Regions from separate parts of the Homo sapiens genome. Here region 2 is linked to region 1. A link is a loop called in an ENCODE intact Hi-C map of the cell type or tissue named here. Cell type or tissue: CD14-positive monocyte. All regions are shown on one strand. Links, peaks and the distances in the headings refer to the core of each region. The heading gives the core; the rest is flanking DNA.

Evidence for each region. Hi-C counts contacts between places; a loop is a spot of excess contacts. Peaks named below come from ENCODE experiments on the same cell type or tissue, not always from the same donor. Only the 100,000 strongest peaks of a DNase experiment are listed, where the experiment ranks them.
Region 2: it touches region 1 in a loop (2.0-fold over the local background); 38 of 110 quality-filtered maps call a loop at or near these places.

The regions. Positions count from the first base shown.
Region 1 is chr16:15,688,523-15,700,483 of GRCh38, forward strand. It overlaps NDE1 (nudE neurodevelopment protein 1), which reads left to right. Exons shown (of 9, transcript NM_017668.3): 6 at 2,622-2,801; 7 at 5,643-5,734; 8 at 8,187-8,338. Among named protein-coding and RNA genes, the nearest start is that of NDE1, 44 kb to the left of the region's middle. In CD14-positive monocyte, for the core only: no CTCF peak of the experiment used is centred there; no DNase peak of the experiment used is centred there.
Region 2 is chr16:15,627,844-15,639,804 of GRCh38, forward strand. MARF1 (meiosis regulator and mRNA stability factor 1) reads right to left here. Exons shown (of 27, transcript NM_014647.4): 2 at 11,247-11,448; 3 at 7,813-8,499; 4 at 6,914-7,088; 5 at 5,774-6,000; 6 at 3,538-3,655; 7 at 2,489-2,661. The coding sequence starts at 11,390. It overlaps LOC124903649 (a long non-coding RNA gene), which reads left to right and starts at 6,167. Exons shown (of 2, transcript XR_007065003.1): 1 at 6,167-6,416; 2 at 7,663-7,955. In CD14-positive monocyte, for the core only: no CTCF peak of the experiment used is centred there; no DNase peak of the experiment used is centred there; H3K27ac peaks cover 2,813 bases.

The DNA of each region.
Region 1 (11,961 bases), core at 3,923-8,922:
CTCAGGAGGCTGAGGCACGAGAATTGCTTGAACCTGGGAGGTGGAGGTTGTAGTGAGCCAAAATTACACCATTGCACTCCAGCCTGGGTGACAGAGTGAGACTCTTGTCTCAAAAAAAAAAAAAAAAAAAAGACATTCATTAGTGGATTGTCCAAGTTGTTTTTACCTTTTTTTTTTTTTTTTTTTTTTTTTTTGAGATGGCGTCTTGCTCTGTTGTCCAGGCTGGAGTGCAGTGGTGCTATCTCTGCTCACTGCAACCTCTGCCTCCCAGGTTCAGCGATTCCCCTGCTTCAGCCTCCTGAGTAGCTGGGACTGCAGGTGTGCACCACCATGCCTGGCTAATTTTTATATTTTTAATAGAGATGGGGTTTCACCATGTTGGCCAGGCTGGTCTTGAACTCCTGACCCCAGGCGATCTGCCTGCCTCGGCCTCCCAAAGTGCTGGGATTATAGGGGTGGGTCACTGTTGCTGGCCCAATTAATTATTTATAACGTCGATTTGCTTTCTAATGTGTAACCAGTAGGTGGGGGATAAAAAGTAAAAATTCTTAAGTTTAATAAAGTAGTTGTTCCTAGATGTCCATCAGTAATGAAGTGGTTAAATGAAGTACATAGATGTATTTTGTGAAATGTTAATGGTTAAAATGAACAGTAGATAGAAATGTTGTGGTAGAAAGATTGCCAAGGCTAGGCACAGTGGCTGATGCCTGTAATCTCAGTGCTTTGAGAGACGGACGCAAGAGGATTGCTTGAGCCTAGGAGTTCAAGATGAGCCTGGACAACATAGTGATACCCCATCTCTACAAAAATGAAAATTGTAAAAATTAGGCCTGGTGGCATATGTCTGTAGTTCCAGCTACTTAGGAGGCTGAAGTGGGAGGATGACTTGAGCCCAGGAGTTCAAGGTTACATTGAGCTATGATTGTGCCACCGCACCCCAGCCTGGGTGACTGAGTCAGACCCTGTCTCTAAAACAAAAATCATTGCCAAGACATACCACTGAAGTGGGGAGAGTAAGTCATACACAGGACAACATATTGTATGTTTCCAGTAATGCTTAATAAAAAATTTTCTTGTTTTATGCTCAGTAGATACATACATATGTATAAAGTTTATGTTTGAAAATGGAGAGAACAGCTGGGCGCAGTGGCTCACGCCTGTATTCCCAGCACTTTGGGAGGCCAAGGTGGGTGGATCACCTGAGGTCAGGAGTTAGAGTCCAGCCTGGACAACATGGTGAAACCCTGTGTCTACTAAAAATACAAAAATTAGCCAGGTGTGGTGGTGCGTGCCTGTAATCCCAGCTACTTGGGAGGCTGAGGCAGGAGAATCACTTGAACCCGGGAGGCAGATTTACAGTGAGCCGAGACTGTGCCACTGCACTTAAGCCCGGGCAAGAGAGTGAAACTCCATCTCAAAAAAAAAAAAAAAAAAAAATTCAGAGAACAATGGTTGAAAAGCTCTCCCACATGTTATGGTGATGATGAGTGAGGAGGAGCATTTGGGGATAGTCTGGAAAGCATACTTTATTTATTTTTGAGACAGTCTTGCTCTGTCACACAGGCTGGAGTGCAGTGGCGTGATCTCAGCTCACTGCACTCACTGCTTGTCCCCCAGGCTCAAGCGATTGTCTTGCCTCAGCCTCCCAAGCAGCTGGGACTACAGGCGCTCACCACCACGCATGGCTAATTTTTTGTATTTTTAATAGAGACGGGGTTTTGCCATGTTGGCCTGAAAATTCCTGACCTCAAGCAATCCTCCCATCTCGACCTCTCAGAGTGCTGGGATTATAGGCTTGAGCCAGTGCAACTGGCCTTTTTTTTTTTTTTTCTTTTTTTTTTTTTTTTTTTTTTTTTTTTGAGCCAGAGGTCTCACTCTCGCCCAGGCTGAAGTGGTATGATCATGGCTTACTGCAGCCTCGACTTACTGGATTAATGTGATTCTTACACCTCAGCCTCCCAAAGTGCTGGGATTACAGGCATGAGTCACTGCTCCCGGGCATATTTTCATTTAGTGTTCTAAATACACTGCTATGTTGGAATTGTTTTTTCAATAATAAAAGCATTAGTGTGTCACTGTCATAGCTTTTTAAAAATCTGAAACCATTTTGTTAGTCAAGAGAAACATCCTGTAGAGTTCCAAGTCTGCTAGGCAAGGTCCTGTGGGTTTCCCTTTATTTGGGGTTTCTACCTGGAGTGTTTCACCCCAGTAGGTCTTTTTTCTGACTGGTATCTACTGTTGAACCTCTCTCCCTGCACCCCACCAACCCTAAGCAAGGACTTAAATTCCCTTTTTGTTTTTTGAGACGTAGTCTTGCTCTTGTCACCCAGACTGGAGTGCGCTGGAGCAATCTCAGCTCACTGCCACCCTGGCCTCCCAGGTTCAAATGATTCTCATGCCTCATCCTCCTGAGTAGCTGAGATTACAGGTGCCTACTACCATGCTGGGCTAATTTTTGTATTTTCAATAGAGATGAGGTTTCACCATGTTGGTCAGGCTGGTCTCGAACTCCTGACCTCAGGCGATCCACCTGCCTTGGCCTCCCAAAGTGCTGGCATTATAAACATGAGCCACTGCGCCTGGCTGAGGACTTGAATTCCTGAATCCTTTTTCTGGCACAGATTTGCGGCAGGAACTGGCCGTGCAGCAGAAGCAGGAGAAACCCAGGACCCCCATGCCCAGCTCAGTGGAAGCTGAGAGGACAGACACAGCTGTGCAGGCCACGGGCTCCGTGCCGTCCACGCCCATTGCTCACCGAGGACCCAGCTCAAGTTTAAACACACCTGGGAGCTTCAGACGTGGTAAGGGGAGTGGGAATTGCAGGATTTTCTCGGTTCACAAAGTGTTTCTGGGTAAGAATCTGGGGTGGGTCCTGGGGGTGTGATGATTTGCATCAGGCTCAGAGCCTGATTTGCTCTCAGGCTTTGAGCAGAGAGTAGACTGGGATGTTCTTGGGGATGGGCATTGAGATCAGTGAGGACTGGGTAAGAGGCAGTAGTGGAGTCTGATGAAATGGAAACCCCACCCAGAGCGGGTGGCTGCCACTCTGCAGCTACGAGGATTGGCCCTTCATCTGCAGCTTTTTCCATTCTTCAAAGCCAGAAATCCTCTTTTTTTTTGTTGGGTTTTTTTTTTTGAGACAGGATCTCACTCTGTTGCCCAGGCTGGAGTGTAGTGACGTGATCTTGGCTCACTGCAACCTCTTCATCGTGGGCTCAAGTGATTCTCCCACCTCATCCTCCGGAGTAGCTGGGACTAAAGGCACCTGGCTAACTTTTGTATTTTAGGTGGAGACACAGTCTTGCCATGTCGCCCAGGCTGGTATCAAATTCCTGGACTCAAGTGATCCGCCCACCTCGGCTGATCCCAAAGTGCTGGGATTACAGGTGTGAGCCACCGCGCCTGGTCAAAAATCCTCTTGTTGAATATAAAACCTCCCAAATTTGAAATGTCACTGACCAAATACAAAAAAGTAAAAAGCGTTCTGTGGGTTTAGTAATACATCCACCGAGAGCTAGACTCAGCGTAACGTGTGCTGCATGGGCAGAAAAAAAGAATCTCAGTTCTCACCCCAGCCCCTCTGCTGACAGCTTCCGATCAGGCCTTTTACAGCAGATATTAATAACAGACAGTTAAGGAGTGCTCAGTGTGTGCTGGCCAGCCTGCAGCCTTCGCCGCAGGCCCAGGATGCAGGTGCTGTCCCCGTTTGATGAAAGTGAGGCTCTGAGTTAAGCAGAGTCATGAAGCAATTGAATGGCAGATGGTTTGGGATTCAGACCCAGGCAGGCAGGCTCCAGGGCTTACCCTACCATCTACTACCTTATCCCTTAGCTTGTCCCCTGGGCATGAAGAGACCAGTGAGACTTCTAGAATTCCGGTGCAGAGCCCTTCTGTTTAGTTTTGTTGAGATGGAGTTTTGCTCTGTTGCCCAGGCTGGAGTGCAATGGTGCGATATTGGCTCGCTGTAACCCCCTCCTCCCAGGTTCAAGTGATTCTCCTGCCTCAGCCTCCTGAGTAAGCTTGAATTACAGGTGCCCACCACCATGCCTGGCTAATCTTGTATTTTTAGTAGAGATGGGGTTTCACCATGTTGGCCGGGCTGGTCTCAAACTACTGACCTCAGGTGATCTGCCTGCCTCAGCCCCTGAAAGTGGTGGTATTACATGTATGAGTCACTGTGCCTAGCCCCAGTCTAGAGCCATTTTGCATACTTTATTTCATTGTTGTTTTTAGAGACACAGTCTTGGTCTGTGGCCCAGGCTGGAGTGCAGTGGTGCAATCATAGCTCACTGCAGCCTCCAACTCCTGGGCTCCAGTGATCCTCCTGCCTCAGCCTCCTGAGTAGCTGGGACTAGAGGCATGCAACTCCATGCCTGGCTATGTTTCCACACTTCAATATGCATGTAGCTTACCTGGGGATCTTGGTAGAATGTACCTCAGATCAAGTGGGTCTTGGGTGGGGCCTGAAATTTCTTTCTCTCTTTTTTTTTTTTTTTGAGACAAAGTCTTGCTCTGTCGGCCAGGCTGGAGTGCAGCGGCATTGATCTTGGCTCACTGCAGCCTCTGCCTCCTGGATTCAAGCGATTCTCATGCCTCAGCCTCCCGAGTAGCTGGGATTACAGGCAGGCACCTGTTACCATGCCCAGCTAATTTTGTATTTTTAGTAGAAACAAGATTTTGCCATGTTGGCCAGGCTGGTCTTGAACTCCTGACCTCAACTGATCGAACTGCCTCGGCCTCTGAAAGCACTGGGATTACAGGTGTGAGCTACTGTGCCTGGCCGAGAGATTCTGCATTTCTAACAGTTCTCATGTGCTGCTGGTGCATGGACCCCACTTGGAGAAGAGAGGCTCTGCAGAGCGGGACCCTTGTAAAGCTGGATCATCCTGTCTATAGTTCTTGTATCTATCACAGATGCCATTATGTTAATTAACTATATGGATTTTCTACAATTTCAAAAGGATTTGTTTTGGGTTTGTTTAAAAAGACTAATGTGGCTGGGCACGGTGGCTCATGCCTGTAAATACCAGCCCTTTGGGCGGCCAAGGTGGGAGGATCGCTTGAAACTAGGAGTTCATGATCAGCCTGGGCAACATAGTGAGACCCTGTCTCTATTAAAAAAAAAATTTGTTAAAGGCCAGGCATGGTGGCTCACGCCCGTAATCCCAGCACTTTTGGAGGCCAAGGCGGGCAGATCATTTGAGGTCAAGAGTTCGAGACCAGCCTGGACAACGTGATGGAACTCTGTCTCTACTAAAAATACAAAAATTAGCCGGGTGTGGTGGCACATGGCTATAATCCCAGCTACTCAAGAGGCCAAGGCAGGAGAATCGCTTGAACCTGGGAGGCGGAGGTTGCAGTGAGCTGAGATCACATCACCGCACTCCAGTCCGGGTGACAGAGCAAGACTAACATGTAAAAATAAGTATTTGTTGCAGTCATCACAAGGACTTGAAAAATTGGTTGTCATACGGGCCTTGGGTGTGTGATGCGGTTAACTACGGAAAGAAATAGGGTAGCTTTTGGGATCCGAGGAAAGGCGTCAGTGTCCCTCCTGTCCCGTGGTTTTGGATCTAGCGATGTTAACGCACAGACATGACTATAGGTTGGTGAGTTACATGCTCTTCCCTTTGCACACCCAGGCCTGGACGACTCCACCGGGGGGACCCCCCTCACACCTGCGGCCCGGATATCAGCCCTCAACATTGTGGGAGACCTACTGCGGAAAGTCGGGGTAAGACCACACTTTCCTGGCGTTTGGTGCCTTCCTGCCTGTCTTTCAGGATGTGTGAAGGGGGTTGATCTAGTTCCTTCCCTCTCTTCTTTTTTTCTTTTTTTTTAGAGACAGGGTCTTGCTCTGTTGCTCAGGCTGGAGTGTAGTGGTATGATCACAACTCACTGCAGCCTCAAAATCCTGGGTTCAAGCGATCCTCTCACCTTAGCTTCCCGAGGAGCTTGGACCACAGGTGTGCGCCACTATGCCTGGCTGATACTTTCATTTTTTTGTAGTAATGTGGGTATCGCTGTGTTGCCCAGGCTGGTCTTAAACTCCTGGCCTCAAGTGATCCTCCCAGGTTGGCCTCCCAAAGTTCTGGGATTACAGGCATGAGCCAATGCGTCCAGCCCCTTTCATAGCAGTGTGGTGAGTTTTAGGTGTGGCTGCTCCTTTAGCATCCCTGGGAATCATTAGAGCTTCCTGTGGGAGTTACTGCCAGACACTCAGAGCTCTGACTCGAAGCCCTGCTCTGAACCCTATGTATGTCTCTTTCCTTTTACCGTTTTTCCTCTAGGAAATTTGGGAAATTAGGGTGATATGTGTGTTTTTTCCTTAACTCGAAAAATTAAGGAGCACTTGGAAACTGCCTTCTCTTTTGGCCGGGTGCTCATACCTGTAATCCCAGTGCTTTGGGAGGCCAAGGTGGGAGATTACTTGAGCTCAGGAGTCTGACACCAGCCCGGGCAACATGGTGAAACCCCCTGCCCCGACTTGGCCTCTACAAGAATGCAAAAATTAGCCAGGCCTGATGGTGTACACTGGTGGTCCCAGCTACTCAGGAGGCTGAGAGGTGGGAGGATTGCTTCAGCCTGGGAGGTTGAGGCTGAGTGAGCTGAGATTCCAACACTGCACTCCATCCTGGGTGACAGCACGACGTTGTCTCAGAAGAGAAAAAAACTGCCACCTTTTTTTTTTTTTTTTTTTTTTTTGGTTTGTTTCTTGGGGTTTAAGTGAATTTTGACACTTTGGGAGACCGAGATGGGTGGATCACCTGAAGTCAGGAATTCAAGACCAGCCTGGCCAACATGGTGAAACCCCATCTCTACTAAAAATACAAAAATTAGCCAGGAATGGTGGTGGGCACCTGCGATCCCAGCTACTTGAGAGGCTTATGCAGGAAAATTGTTTGAATCCGGGAGGCGGAGGTTGCAGTGAGCTGAGATCGCACCGCTGGGTGACAAAGTGAGACTTGGTCTCAAAAAAAAAAAAAAAAAAAATCTTGAAAGCCTAGGGCAAAGAATTTGGCCTTTCAGCTTTTATGTTAATTACAGGGAGGGATCCTTTTGTGCTTAAGTAAAAACATAGGTATTCTTTGTAGTTTATTTTTAAAAATGATGCCTAGAAGGCCACATAATTTAACTCCTACCAAGTTGTCACTGTACACAGTGTATTTGTAGCTACAACTTAATAGAAGCTTGCAACTCATTTCTTTTGTTTTTACTTCTGGTTTTTGGCTGTCTGGTTTGCTATTCTAGAAGCAGGTCTGCATTTCAGTATTTAGCCTAGTTGGAGTATAGAGAAGCCTGGGGTGCTGTCAGTGTCCTTTTGGTTTCCTCAGGGTCTGTTGTAGCCAGACCAAGTCCTTACCAAACTTCTTGCCATTCTGCAGAGGTTTAACAAGGTAAACCAAAGGGTGAAGGATTCCAGAAGTGGATTTCCTACTTCCTACAAGCGGAGTTGGATAATTGGTAGGTTAGTGATTTTTCCAGAAAGCTCCCATTTTAAAAAATTTTTTGTAATTAAAAAAGAATTTTTTTTTTTTTTTTAAGCCAAGCATGATTGTGCATAGTCCTAGCTATTCAGGAGGCTGAGGTGGAAGGATTGGTTGAGGCTGCAGTGAGCCGTGATCTTTTTCCAGGCAGCTCCCAAACATTTTAAAAAATTTTTCGTAATTAAAAAAAATTTTTTGCATTAAAAATTTTTTTTATTAACTGGGCATGATTGCGGATGCCTATAATTCCAGCTGCTCAGGAGGCTGAGGTGGGAGGGATTGGTTGAGCCTGGGAGGTTGAGGCTGCAGTGAGCTGTGATCTCACCAGTGCACTCCAGCCTGGGTGACACAGCGTCTAAAAAAGTAAAAAACAAAACAAAAAAAAAAACTGAGATGGGATCTTACTTTGTGGCCCAGGCTGGTCTCAAACTCCTGATGTCAAGCCATCCTCCTGCCTTGGCCTCCCAGAGTGCTGGGATTATAGGTGTGAGCCATTGTGCCCAGCCAGCTCCCAAATACTTAAGGTGCTTGGTTCTGAGACTGGCATATACGTTGGATTCCTCTTGGGGTCCCACCTTGGAATTCCAGTGCACAACAGTTTGAGAACCACTGTCTGGGGTTCGTTCTTCTGTACAGGCTCTGGTAAGACAGAATAGTCCTTGCCTATAACTTGAGAGATAAAAGTGTATTTCTGTCCAGGCACTGGAGTCCAAACTCGCTTCCTGCCGGAACCTCGTGTACGATCAGTCCCCAAACCGAACAGGTGGCCCAGCCTCTGGGCGGAGCAGCAAGAACAGAGATGGCGGGGAGAGACGGCCAAGCAGCACCAGCGTGCCTTTGGGTGATAAGGGGTCAGTACCTTCTAATAAACCTCTCGCTGGCGGGGAGAACCCGCCTGCCCCAGGCAAGAGACACTCACCCCCAGCCCACAGCCATGTGTCTTTTTAAATTATAGGATTATTTCAGCAAACCTTATCCTCTCCTCTGCTCCCTGCAGGCAGCATTAGGTGGTGTCTTGTGGCTTGAACAAAGGGCTAGAGAGAGGGTCTTGTTTTGTGAGACAGGGTCTCACTCTGTCACCTAGGCTAGAATACGATGGCAGGATCATGGCTCACCCTCTGCCTCCCAGCTCAAACGATCCTCCCACCTCAGTCCCCCGAGTAGCTGGGAGTACAGGTGCGTGTCACCGTGCTCGGCTAATTTTTTGTATTTTTTCTAGAGACAGGTTTTGCCATGTTGCCGAGTTTGGTCTCAAACTCTGAGCTTCAAGTGATCCTCACCCTTCATCCTCCCAAAGTGCTGCGACGACAGGTGTGGGCTACCATGCCTGGCCAAGAAGGTCATTTTTATCATTTGATTCTACAGCTGCTACTCACGGTTACACTGTGAGAATGTCCTGTATAAAAGCCCTTATTTGGGCCAGGTGTGGTGACGCTCGCCTGTAATCCCAGCAGTCTGGGAGGCCAAGGCAGGTGGATCACTTGAGGTCAGGAGTTCAAAACCAGTCTGGGCAACATTGGTAAAACCCCATCTCCACCAAAAAAAATAGAAAAATGAGCCAGGCATGGTAGCATGTGCCTATAGTCCCAGCTACTCAGGAGGCTGAGGAAGGAGAATCACTTGAACCCTGGAGGCAGAGATTGCAGTGAGCCAAAATTGTGCCTCTGCACAGCAGCCTGGGTGACAGAGCAAGACTCCATATCAAAAAGTTAATTAATTAGTTAAATAAAAATAAAGCCCTTATTTGGGGAATTGAGCATCAGTCATGGCTCTGCTTCCCCTGAAGTTTTTTTTTTTGTTTTGTTTTGTTTTTTTTTTGAGACGTCTTGCTCTGTCGCCTAGGCTGGAGTGTAGTGGCATGATCTCAGCTCACTGCAACCTCTGCCTCCCAAGTCCAAGCAATTCTCCTGCCTCAGCCTCCTGAGTAGCTGGGATTACAGGCGTGTGCCACCATGCCCAGCTAATTTTTTGTATTTTTAGTCGAGACGGGGTTTCACTGTGTTAGGATGGTCTTGATCTCGTGACATTGTGATCCACCCACCTCGGCCTCTCAAAGTGCTGGGATTACAGGCGTGAGCCACTGCAACCAGCCCTTTTTTTTCTTTTTAAATCTGTAGAACCTTTGAGAAACTGGCACTAACTTCTAGCCCAGACTATGTTCCTGAAACCAGCCACCCGATGGGACAGTGCAGATCTGATCTCTAACAGTGTCATTAATTTTCTTGCCTAAAGAAAATCAGGGCCAGGCTCAGTGGCTCACACTTGTAATCCCAGCACTTTGGGAGGCTGAGGGCAGCGGATCAATTGAGCTCTGGAGGTTGAGGCCGCAGTGAGCCGTGTTCCCAGCCACTGCACTCCAGCCTGGGTGATGAAGCGAGACCTTGTCTCAGAAAAAAAAGGGGCAGCTTTCAGATTCAGGAATTCTGCAAGGTGTGTGACTACCATCTCTCTGGGCCCCAAGCCGTAGGAATTTGATGGGTTTGTAGCAGACACGTGACAGGAAATTAAGAATATTTTCCATGGCATGCACATAACTTTGAGACCTTTACACGTGGATTTTTAGGCCAGGTGCAGTGAAGTGGCTCACACCTGTAATCCCAGCACTTTGGGAGGCAGAAGTGGGTGGATCACTTGAGGCCAGGAGTTCACAAGACCAAACTGGGCAACATGGTGAAACCCTATCTATACTAAAAATACGAAAATTAGCCGGGCATGGTCGCGGATGCCTGTAGTCCCAGCTGCTTGGGTGGCTGAGGCACAAGAATCACTTGAACCCAGGAAGTGGAGGTTGCAGTGAGCCAAGATTGCACCACTGAACTCCACTCTGGGCAACAGAGTGAGACTCTTTCTCAAGAAAAAAAAAAAAATTAATTTTTGTTTGTTTTCTTTCTACGAGACAGGGTTTTGCTGTGTCACCCAGGCTGGAGTGCAGTGGTGCGACCATAGCTCACTGCAGCCTCGTCCTCCTGGGCTCAAGCCATCTTCCTGCCTCAGCCTCCCAAGTAGCTGGGGCTACAGGTGCACACCACCACCCCTGGCTAATTTTTTTTATATTTTATAGAAACAGTCTTGCTATGTTGCCCAGACTGGTCTCAAACCTCCTGGCTTTGAGTTTGAGAATACACCTCTGAGACTGTAGTCTGCTTCTCATTGAGATTTCTAGAGGTGAGTTTTCAGATTAATTTTCCAGGCGATCTTCCCACCTTGACCTCCCAAGTGCTGGGGGTTACAAGCGTTAGCAATCATGCCTGGCCTTTTTTTTTTTTTGGAGACAGGGTCTCACTCTGTCACCCAGGCTAGACTGCGGTGGTGTGATCTCGGCTCACTGCAACCTCCGCCTCCTGGGCTCCAGCGATCCTTCCACCTCAGCCTACCAAGTAGCTGGGACTACACATGCAGGCCACCACACCCAGCTAATTTTTGTTTGCATTTTTCATAGAGACAGGGTCTCACTATGTTGCGTAGGCTGTAAAACAAACAAACAATAGGTAAGAGATGGATTTTTCTAGTGGGTCTGAGACTGGGCGTTTTGTGTGACCTTGGAATCTGAGAGCCAGGTAGCCAGTGTCCTCTTCTTCATTTCACAGGAGAGAAAATTGAGACCCTGTGAGACCCTGCTCCTGACTCTTGATGTTCACCCTTATAACTCTCTGGGCCCCGGTGCTAGCCAGTTTGTCACAGCTGTTATGTCAGCTTAATTTGGTTTGCTCTGTCTGAAGGTTGGGGAAGCGCCTGGAATTTGGGAAGCCGCCTTCACACATGTCTTCATCGCCGCTGCCGTCAGCCCAGGGGGTAGTCAAGATGTTGCTTTAGGAAAACCACGGAAGCTGAAGGTCTTGGTGTTGGTGCGGAAGTCGTTACCTTTTGTCGTCTTTTTACACTAGGTTTTTGTTTTAAGTTAGTTTGAGAAATAAGAGCAGTCACCATAGTTAGTTAGCTTTGCGGCCCAAGCCAATGACCGAGGCCATCACCTGTGCTCTGGGGTTTGTCCCTGGGAAATGTCTTTTCATCCTTACCTGCCACCGTGTGCATTGCAAAGAGGGACAAAAGGGGCTCTCTGGGAAGGGCTCTAAGTTGTCGGTGATGAGGCTACCGTGTTGTTTTTGAGATAGAGTCTTGCTCTGTCACCCAGGCTGGAGTGTGGTGGCGTGATCTCAGCTCACTGCAACCTCCGCCTCCTGGGTTCAAACGGTTCTTGTTCCTGAGTCTTCCAGGTAGCTGGGATTACAGGCACCCACCACCACACCTGGCTGAATTTTTTGTATTTTTAATAGAGACGGGGTTTTGCCATGTTGCCCAGTGTGGTCTTGAACTCCTGGCCTCAAGTGATCCTCCCATCTCGGCCTCCCAGAATGCTGGGATTTCAAGCATGAGCCATCGTTCCCATGCCCCATTGTGTTGCACTAACCCAAGCGGAGGTCCTGATTGGTCTTTTTTTTTTTTTTCTTTTTTGAGACAGAGTCATGCTCTTGCC
Region 2 (11,961 bases), core at 4,171-9,170, 60 kb before region 1:
TTTTCACTTACTGGCCTGGCAAACATTTAAAACAGACACTCTTATGAGTGTAAATTAGTACCACCTTCCTGGAGGAAGACATGGATCTTGCTAGTAAAGTTCTAACCCAGAACTCTTATGCCTTGGAAATTACCCTATGGTATGTCAGCCCAGGAGCCTAAAGATATAAATTACCTTGCTGGAAATGGTAAAAAACAAAACAAAACACAAAACTGGGTATAAACAAAATGTCCACTAACAGGTAGACTGGTTAAATAAAGACCAGCCATACAAGTACTTTTCAAACCAAAGTTCTGGTTTTTAAAATGTGGCAGATTTATATTAATATATATTAACATGAAAAGACATCCAAGCTCTGACATAGTTTTTTTCCAAAAGCCACAGAACACTGTATATGTGACACATTTTTTTTTAAACGTACATTTTTTAAATCTGGAGGGCAATACCAAAATATTAACAGTGGTTACTTCTGGAGGGTAGAATTGTGGGGTTTTCACTTTCCACATTTCTAAATATTGTGTTTTGTTTGTTTTTACAATGATCATACCATACTATTCTTTTCTTTCTTTTTTTTTTAGATTTTTTGAGACACAGTCTACTCTGTCACCCAGGCTGGAGTGCAGTGGTGTGATCTCGGCTTACTGCAACCTCCACTTTCAGGTTCAAGTGATTCTCCTGTCTCAGCCTCCCAAGCAGCTAGGACTACCAGTGCCCGCCACCACACCTGGCTAATTTTTGTATTTTTAGTAGAGATGGGGTTTCGCCACATCGGCCAGGCTGGTCTCGAACTCCTGACCTTAGGTGATTGGTGATCTGCCCACCTCAGCTTCCCAAAGTACTGGGATTGCAGGCGTGAGCCACATCACTCGGCCCACACCATACTTTTCTAATCAGAGGCTTTTCTTTTTATTTGAGGGGTACTGACCAATTATCAACAAAATCTACACTTTTCCTATTACACCTGGGACTCAAAACCCAGGCAGTACCAATGTATGTTTAATTTATTAAAATTAAAGGAACAGACTAAAGAACATAAAAAGAAATGTATCTTAAATTATCACTCTAGTGGATGGGAAAAAACATCCAGCAAAACTAAATGGTTTGAATTATCAAAACATTGTTTTGGTTTTTTTAACCATAAGGAATAAGAATCTCCAAAGTGGGCAAGTTCTTACCTAAAACACTACATTTACTTTTTTTTTTTTTTTTGAAACAGAGTCTCGCTCTGTCGACCAGGCTGGAGTGCAGTGGCGCGATCTCAGCTCACTGCAACCTTCACCTCCCAGGAAAAAACACCGTATTTACATAAGGCCTTCAAAGTTAGAAAAGTGACCGTCAAACAGAAGCAGAAGGGAAGAAATGTAACTACAGCCAAGTGACTAAAAACAAATAATGACAAAGGTGAGTTAGGAAAGAGCCTCAAAAGATTAAGGTAAGGCCTGTATATGCTTACTCCCTGGGTAAGCCTCTGGTATCCACAACTCTCAACTGTCCATAGCATGAGTTTCAACTTAAGCCAGACCGCAGGGGGCTTGTTGGGTATCGGGGACACAGGTGACTAGCAGGCAAGTGCCGGAATCAGGATACCCGGGGCCCACTCTCTTAACTGCTGCAATCACCAATGACACGTTTACTTTTTCTAAGAGCTGATTTCTTTCTCCCTTAAATGAAGACTTTGCATGAGATCATGTCTAACGTACTTCTGTAACTCTCAGTTATTAAATTATATGTGAAGACTTTCATTTAACGTATGGGATTGCCCACTCTCCTGGATCACCCACACCATGGCTCCTTCTCCATTATCATTAATTCTTTCAGAGTTACACACATATTCGCCAGCGGCTTAAACACAGCCCAGCACTGCAATAAACATTCTTATCCCAAGTCAAGTCTATCAGAAATGCTAGTCCTGGAAATGTGCTCACACCCTCCTCCCAGTATATGGCATAAACAGGCTACACACAGGTGGAGCAATAACCACTCCTGCTAATTGTGTCCATGCACCACAGGGAATGCACAATAGAAAGCACAGACTCAGAGGCCCGCTGAAGCTTAAGGATTAAATACCGAAAAAAATGCACAATTGACTCCACTTATTTGGTGCCAACCACACAAGTATGTGAGAACCCTCGCCATATTCTCTACCCATAATACTTGGAAGCAAAAAGAATCATGACTTTTAATCCGTTATTTCTATCCACCTGACACAAAACACTGCTAGCTTTGAAGACACTGGCAAGTTGGGAAGGTAAATCTACAAGTCAATTTCATATGATATTTTGAAATAAATAAAAGCAAACTTCATACATACCAATTATCTGTATATTTGTGAGAAGAACCGAAGGTTTCTAAGCCTTACTTCAAAATCTAACCCACCTCTTACAAAGAACAGCCCCATCTGGGCCTGGCAACCCCCTTATTATGGGCTGTCTTTCAGCCTCCACAATGTAATATTGGAAAATGGCAAAAATAACGCAAACCCACTTACTGGCATTTTTAGTGGTAACCTGGGGGGCAAGTCGGAAATGAACTCTTCAAATCTGATCAGCTCGTTAGCATGATGCAGCAGTGCTTCTGAGGCCTGGTTTTTATGGACCAAAATAATGTGGAAACCATGCCTGTGTCTCAGGTCACTAAGTTCCAATGCAAAATTGACATCAGCTGAAAGAAAAGGTACAGACCAACCCCATCCCCAAACATTAGAAACACTTGACAAAGACAGACAACTCTATTGACACCCACTGAGAAGAAAGGAAAGGCTGGACTATATTCAAAATTGCTTCCCCCGTTTCTTAGGAAAGAAACACGTTTCACATCAGAAGAATGTAAGACAATCTTACCAAAAGAATTCCAAGACACATATGTTACTTTCAGTATTAAAAAGGAGCAAATATGTTGGGGAGACTCAAATTTGAAAATTAACTTAAACTTTAAAAATTATTAATACTGAGCACAAGGTAAAAAAAAAAAAAAAAATCACATTTTTCTTTAATAAACCTGGTCCCGGCCGGGCGTGGTGGTTCACGCCTGTAATCCCAGCACTTTGGGAGGCCGAGGAGGGTGGATCACCTGAGGTCAGGAGTTTGAGACCAGCCTGACCAACTGGAGAAACCCCCATCTCTACTAAAAATACAAAATTAGCTGGGCGTGGTGGAACATGCCTGTAATCCTAGCTACTTGGGAGGCTGAGGCAGAAGAATCACTTCAACCTGGGAGGCGGAGGTTGCAGTGAGCCGAGATTGCGCCATCGCACTCCAGCCTGGGCAACAAAAGCGAAACTCCATCTCAAAATAAATAAACAAAAAAATAAAATAAAAAATAAACCTGGTCCCACAATAACTCAAGTTCCAAGGAGGAAATACAGAAATCCACCTAGACCCAATTTTTTTTCTAAACAGTTCTCAACAATAACCATAAACATGTCTCATGTACTTCAGCCTCTTTGGGGATACATTTTACTTTCACATGTTGCTGGCTTCTATGATAATTTCCCACACAGTGAGTTTAGCTGAAATTAGCAGATGTTTCTGTACTTACTTGACACAAGAACCACTGTGGCTGGAGCAGTGTGTGTATTTGCAAATCTGCGGAGACTCTGCCGCAGTTTATCATCAGCGGCATTCTTTGCAGTAGCATTGATGTGGGCAACGGTTACCTGCATTAATTTATAATAAGGGTGAATAAGCAGGAGCTGAGGCTAGAAAATTGCTACACATTCTGCCCATATTTTTTATTTTTTAAATTTTATTATACTTTAAGTTCTGGGGTACATGTGCAGAACGTGCAGGTTTGTTACATAGGTATACATGTGCCGTGGTGGTTTGCTGCACCTATCAACCCATCATCTAGGTTTTATGCCCCCACATGTATTAGGTATTTGTTCTAATGCTCTTCCTCCCCTTCCCCCAACCCCGACAGACAGACCCCAGTGTGTGTTTTTCCCCTCCCTGTGTCCATGTGTTCTCACTGTTCAACTCCCACTTATAAGGCAAGAACATGCACTGTTTGGTTTTCTGTTCCTACATTAGTTTGCTGAGAATAATGACTTCCAGCTTCATCCATGTCCCTGCAAAGGACATTATCTCATTCTTTTTTATGGCTGCATAGTATTCCATCGTGTATTATGTGCCACATTTTCTTTATCCAGTCTATCACTGATGTCTGCCCATATTTTAATAAGTAATTCTTGAGAAAAAAATTCTTATTACTATTGGGAATGGTAAAAAATTACAACAGATCTCAGTAATCTCAACATTGGTTCTTGATATGAACTGGGTTTGTGACTAACCCTGCTCTCATCTCCAATCTTCTGTTTTTGCATTTCTTTCATCCTCCTTTCAGAAAATAAGTAGAATATAGGAAGTGAAATTTGAACTCAGTTAAATTTGCTCTAATAGCTTCTGCCAACAATTTGGAGGTGGTAAAGATCAGACAAATGACTAAAATAAGATTTAAGGCTGTGTTTTATGTCAACTGTCCATGCTACCCATGCAAGCTTGTGCAATCTGCCTTTTGTTGTTGTTTTCTGTTTTGTTTTGTTTTGGGCTTTTAGCAGCTGGAAGCCATAGTTTTTAGTTTCCGTCCCTACTAATAAGCAGAAAAGAGAGATAAGGAAGGTGCTTTACTAGCCCAACCAGAAACAGAAACTGAGAATCCATGATTGTATTCTCTCCCTTGGACACCCCTGGATGGCTTTCAGGATCTGGGGTGAGGTGGTAGAGAGAGGAGGGAGGATATCCCCTAAGGGAGCTAAAATGCATTTATTTCTGTTAAAACTATCAGGCTCGCATATAAGTCCCCAAAGGAAGGAAAGGTTTATTTTGAGAAAGTTGCCTCAGGCACCTGCAATACACAATAATAACTTGCTGGTTTTTGTAAAGAACATGGGTATATCATTTTAGACAAGCAATATGGACTATCAATATAATTAATTATCTAAGAGTCAAAAGACCCAAATTCTAGTTTCAGCTTAAAAGCAGACTCTGGGGGTCAGACAAATCTAGATTTGGATCTTTGCTCTTCCTGGCCAAGTGATCTTAAACAAGTTTCTTCACCTCTCAGGGCCTTAGTTTAATTTGTAAATTGTGAATTATATATTCTACGTGCCTGGTTCAAAGAGCAGTAATGAAAATCAAAGGAAATAATACATATATAACCATTATACCAGTATAGAACTAAAATATAAATTAGGGAGCATAACTGAAAGAATGATTAAATTATTTCTAGTACTTTGGAAGTGATCTTTTGCTAATTTATTTTATTTGAAAACTTGGCACAAATGCAATATCATTAAACAAATTTTCAATCAGAATTCTAAAAAAAAAAAAAACACCACACACACACACACACACACACACACACACGTACAGCACTTTTAGAGGCCAAGGCAAGAGGACTGCTTGATCCCAGGAGTTTGAGACAAGCCTCCACCACCTAACCCTGGATCCTGAAAGCCATCCAGGGGTGTCCAAGGGACAGAATACAGTCATGGGTTCTTAGTTTCTGTTTCTGGTTGGAACATAGGGAGACCTCGTCTCTACAAAAAATAAAAAATGAGCCGAGCATGATGGCGTGCATCTGTGATCCTGGCTAGTTGGGAGGCTGAGGTGGGAGGATCACTGGGGTCCCAGGGTTCGAGGCTGCAGGGAGCCATGAATGCGTCACTGCACTCCAGCCTGGGTGACACTTAGACTCTGTCTCAAAACAAACAAACAAACAAATATCTGCTTATTCCTCTACTGTAGATTAAAATTATTAAATTTTTTTTTTTTACCTGGCAATTATTCAGCTCTTGAATAACTTCCTTGTTTTCTTTACTGATGTCACATACACAGATGAATTCTGCTTCTCTGTGGCCTTTAAAAAACTTCTCACGGATTCTTTGCACAACAGCAGTTGCTGACCGGCCAGAGGGAACGGAGCAGTTTTCAATATCCCAAAAAACTCCAATGGGGGGTAAGTTTTCTAGCACCTGTCCAGCTACTGCAACTTCTGGTGACCCTTAAGAAATGTTAACATTTTCAATTACTTGTAGTGGAAAATAAATGGCAAGTTACAATAAGATAATAAACTACCTATCATTCTCAGTGGTAGAAAAACTAAATTATTAATGAATGCCAAGTTTTAAGGCTACCAACCTCACTGGTTGACCTAATAAGCAATCAAGCTGTCAAAAAGTATCACTCTAAGAGATTATTTCTGTTTTTCAGGAGAAGACAAATCTAAAAGTCAAGTAACTTTAAGCCCACAATAAATCCACCTCCAAGCATGAGCCACTCTGACATTAAGCAGTGATGCTTCTCTGAACACAAGCACACTAACTGACCGGATACTGCAGCTCCAGGACCCGACTTTCAAGCTTAGCCCACACTTATCTACCTACTTGGTAGTAACCAACACTGAGGAGCTGACAAAGGGTGAAGCTGTTACTGTCGTTGATTTTGAGTTAACGCTGCATTAACATCTGATTTAATATTTTAAAAATGTTTTCAAAACGTCGCATTAACTACTTTTTAGGGAAATTATTTTAACTGAGAACTCTTTGGTTTTCAAATACTGTTTTTAATCAGCCATTAGTAAATTGTTCTAAGCACTTCTAGGGAGTATACCATCAACAAGTGTGATTTCCAACCTAAGGTGACACCAAGTCTTTTCCAGCACTTTTATTTCTCCTGATATACTACCAATTTTTCTATACACAGCTTCTGTGTATAGCCTCGGCCCAACATAAAGGGCAAATGACTTCCTGGTCCATAATAATAAAAAGATTTCTACCAAGATATGGAATTGGAGACTCACATACACAGTAGCTTTAGAACCATAAGGAATCCTTCAAAGGTGATTAAATGCAATGTTAGTATGAGATATTGAAAGCTATTTAAATATGCACATTTTATGCCATACTGTCATTTACCAAATTTTGAAGCAGCTTTGCCTAGACTGGTCGCCAATAACAACGTGGTCTCCTTCCCTGTTCCTTTGGTTCCACAGCCATTACACAGAGGGACAGCAAGAGGTGCAGGTTGAGTATTTGGAGGTGGTATATTTGGCCAGACTTTAGCCGCATCGATTATGCTATTTCTTGCTGGCTGTTTTAAATTTTTTTTAAAAAGGAGGAGGTGTCAGATACATCATTTCAGAAGCTGGAGTTATATACAACAACTGAAAATACACTCTAAGTGTTTTACCTTTCCACTTGCTAGCCTCTAATAAAAAGGACTTTCAAATAATCTTTCCAAGAACCATTAGCTATCAGTTCATAAATTCATTTCCAGAAGTGACTTGACATGATCAAGAAAGATATTCACGTGGTCAGATCTTTACATTCTGGGGCATGAGTCTGCTGCAACGAAGACCTCACACATATTTTACATAAAGGGTAGCAAAGTCTCACTTGAACACCAATGTGACTGAGGCCAAGCTTCAGGTTTCCCACATTATTGCAAAAAGACAACATGCAGTTATCTACCTTACATGAATGGGCCCATGTGTAAGCTGAATGTAAGTTATAAAAAATCCATCGTGCTTTAGCCTTTAAACATAGAACACGAAGGCTTTGCCAACCTCTTGTTTGCAACAAGAGGCTCTAAAAGTATAAACTACAAAAATAATGACTCTCTACTTTTTTGAATGATCTCCCATCTTACCCTTTGTTTCTTTCAGAACCAGCAAAAATTATGCTGATGGGGAGATTCCCCTATACCATGGGAGAATCTTCAACCCCATGTATAATACTTTTCAAGATAAATCCACTTCAAAAGTCATTCCTCAATCCTCAGCTGCACCCAACTTAAGAAATAAAAAGATACGAACCTTGTTTAGACAGTCTTCGCAGTAAAGTGAGCCCTTTAAACAAACCGGAGGTACCACATTAAGGTGCAAAGAGTTGGTGCACAAGTGAGGCGTTAGCTCCGACTGTGAAATGTGCTCTTCCAAATGCCCTGGAGCCCCGCTTGTGAAATCAGAACAGGGGAAATAGCCAGCGGAGGTGCAGCCCTGCAGACTCGGAAACTGATGCAGCTTGTGCACATTACCATGACATGACTGGAAGTGGAGTTTTCCACAACAGGGCAGGTGTTTGCAGGAAGACAGGTTACTCTCTAGACACATGCTGGGAAAGTCACTTGCAATGCCTGCCAAATTGTTCCTAGCTGAGGCATTCTGGAGTGAAGATGCAGACTGGAAAGCAAACCCTGACCCTACCTGACACGTGATTGTCCTGGTGCTTTGCGAGTCTAACAGTGCGCCCGGGTGAATCAAGCTACTGGTACCTCCGCTACCGCCACCACCACCACCAAAACGCATTGGCGAAGTGGAGGGTTCATTAGGGCAATGAGCACAGCAGCTTACTTTGGGGACAGAAGAAAGCTGTATTTTAGGCTGCTGAAGAGAACGAATATCAGGAAGTGGGACTGCTGGAAAAAGCTTAGAGCCAGCATGAAGGGGTGATGGTACATCCTTTAGTTCCACAGCAACTTTCTTGTTCTCCATGTACTCTTTCTGAGAAAAGAAAATCAGAACATAAATTAATTTTATGAGGTCCGTGGTTTTTTGGTTACTCATATCTTACTGCATGCACAAACAGAAATAGTGTTCAATTCTGTTACATCACTAAATCATAACTGAACAAAATGGAATCACAGCTAGTTAAAACCAGGAACATTCTTCAGAGAGGTCTGCAGGACATGAACACTGGAACACACAACTAAAATTAAGACTACATTCTTCCTGAATTGAAACAGACTGGGGTGGGAGGGCCTGTTTACATCTTTAGCAGCCACCATGCCTCAGTAACTTCCTTTTGGTAATTTCCCCTTGCCTCACAGAATCTTCTGAAGACAAAATAGGTGGTATGAAAACAACCCCTCACAAACAGCATTCAATAAAGATGGCTAACACACACAGTGGTTTGAGGACAATACTTAATAGTTCTGTGGTCAGGCCATAAGGGGTTTTAGTAAGATCCCCCAAAGGAAAAGAGTAAAGTTTCAAACACAGATGAGATCAGCCATCTACCCAGATGGCCCATCCGTGTTGCTGATGACATTTCATAAACCCTAAGATATCATGACCTAAAGCCATAATGACAATTATATTGCAGCCAGTGAAAAGATTTAGAGAATTAGAAAACTATCCAAGAAAAAGATCCAAGACAAATAGTTTGCCACATGACTCCAACACAGACACAGGAAGCCAGTATATTACAAAGGTTCTGAGCAGAGCATCAGTGGCAGAGACCTGGGTTAGAATCTGATACTCAATAGTTGTATGACCTTGGGTAAGTTACTTAACCTACACTTTGGTTTCCTCATCCATAAACTGGGAATACAATATACCTCCTAGAGTTGCTAGGAGGATAAAATAAGATAGAGCACATAGACCACCTGGCACAGTACCTAGCCACTGAAAGGGGACTGAATTCATCAGCCTTCACAGGCTGACTGCAAGAGACATTAAGATGAAGAGGGGGCCCTGCTACAGTGACTGAGACGTGCTCACCGTTCACAGCATATGAGGGTCCATCTGACGCCTAAAATTCCACTCCCTTTGCTGTGATTCTACACTCACCTGGGAGCATAGGCTCATCTGGAAGAAATGTGAATTTTCAGCTAAACTTTCCCTAAAAGGGAGATAACAGCAACGGGCTGACCAGCCAATGAACTGCCCTCTTGGTAATTATAGTTCAGACTGAAATTAACACACTGGTATTCTGATTTATACAGATCAGGCTCATACAGGCAGGCTTACTATGAGTTGATCCCCTGAACCTACTCCATTCTGCATGCCACTGACAAAATTGAGTTTCAAGATCTGTAAAGTTGACCGTGTAATTCTGAATTGTGTGACTCCATGAGGACCAGATCTACCACCCCATCCCAGGAAGCCTTGCTTTTGATGCCAACCCTCACTGTCAACTGTCTCTAAAATAAAACACTCCTAAAATGACCCAAATTACTTGATGTCTTGCAACAAAGACAACTATATAGTGAAAACCTAGAGAAAATAGAGAATTAAACTGGTTTTTAAAAAGTTATTAATACCCGGCCAGGCGCGGTGGCTCACGCCTGTAATCCTAGCACTTGGGAGGCCGAGGCGGGTGGATCACCTAAGGTCAGAAGTTCAAGACCAGCCTGGCCAACACGGTGAAACCCCATCTCTACTAAAATACAAAAATTAGCCAGGCATAATGGCGAGTGCCTGTAAACCCAGCTACTAGGGAGGCTGAGACGGGAGAATCCCTTGAACTAGGGACAGTGGTTGCAGTGAACCCGGATCGTGCCACTGCACTCCAGCCTAGGGGGCTGAGCCGAGACTCTGTCTCAAAAAATAAAATCAAATAAAAGTTGTTAATACCCTTATATAAAATTATATTACAGTCTCACTTGAATCCCACATACAATAGAAAATAAGAAATAGAAAGGTGGTAACATGAGTGCATGAAGTCAGGAAATGTCAAAATTGGCTGGACGCGGTGGCTCACGCCTGTAATCCCAGCACTTTGGGAGGCTGAGGCGGGAGGATCACTTGAGGTCAGGAGGTCAAGACCAGCCTGGCCAACATGGCGAAACCTCGTCTCCACTAAAAATACAAAAATTAGCCAGGCATGGCAGCACAGGCCTGTAATCCCAGCTACTGAGGAGGCTGAGGCAGGAGAACTGCTTAAACCTGGGAGGCAGAGGTTGCAATGAGCCGAGATCGCACCACTGCACTCCAGCCTGGGCCACAGAGCAAGACTGCACCTCAAAAAAAAAAAAGAAAATGTCAAAATCACAATGAGTAAGCAAGAAGTTAGAGACATAAATGTATACTGAGAAGTAAATATTCAAGAGAAATCTCGAAATAAAAAACAGGCAGTGGATAAGCTCTTCCCAACCCTTCCTAGATTATAGACTCAAAACTCAAGAGGGCTACAGTAAAATACAACATATTTTGTATTTTCCTCTGATTTTACTCCACAATGTGGATTTTTAATCTTTGTTACCTGTGACTTTAATGAGGAAGAAATCTTTCCCAAATTTTAACATTAAATATTCAAGGCATCTACTGTTACTCAAAGTGAAATAGAAGAGTTAAAAAATTGTGCTGTGCTCTCACATTATAATGTGGTATAAGAGGCAATACAGGCAAGATCTACAGAAAAATGTGGCACAGACTCTAGGATGAGAGACTGTATCCCAGACCAAATGGACCTCTCTCATCTATTTGGATGAGGAATCTGCTACATCCTTAGTCTTGCATATAGTTACCGTTTGGGGACTATGTGGCAGCGTCTGCTCAGGACGAGAAAAGCAATTAGAGAATTTCCAAAGCCATGGCTTAGCATCATTATCTTGTTGAAGCCATCCACGTGTTCTACTGCAGGAGTTCTCAGTTCCGTTTCCTTCCATCATACAGCCATGCAAAGTGATTCAACATCCTTTCATCTTTCTTTTCTTTCATTCTTCCACCCTGTTAAGAATGAGTAAGATTTCAGTGTTATTTCCTTGCATAAGTACAAATTTTACAACATACTAAAATGTGAAACCACAGCTATATTTACAGTCCTATGGCTCTCAACAATTCAAATCTTTGTTTCAAGAGGAAGTCTCGCTCTGTCGCCCAGGCTGGCATGCAGTGGTACGATCTCAGCTCACTGCAACCTCCGTCTCCCGGGTTCAAGCGATTTTTCTGCCTCAGCCTCCAGAGTAGCTGGGACTACAGGAGCCTGTCACTATGCCTGGCTAATTTTTATATTTTTAGTAGAGATGGGGTTTCACCAAGTTGGCCAGGCTGGTCTTGAACTCCTGACCTCAAGTGATCCACCCTCCTCGGCCTCCCAAAGTGCTGGGATTACAGGCATTAGCCACTGCGCCCGGCCAACAATTCAAATCTTAACAAACAAAATAATAATAATAAAATAAAGAAAGAAAAAAACACAAAATATCAGAGCATATTACGGGTTAATAAAATTTGGTAAACTTG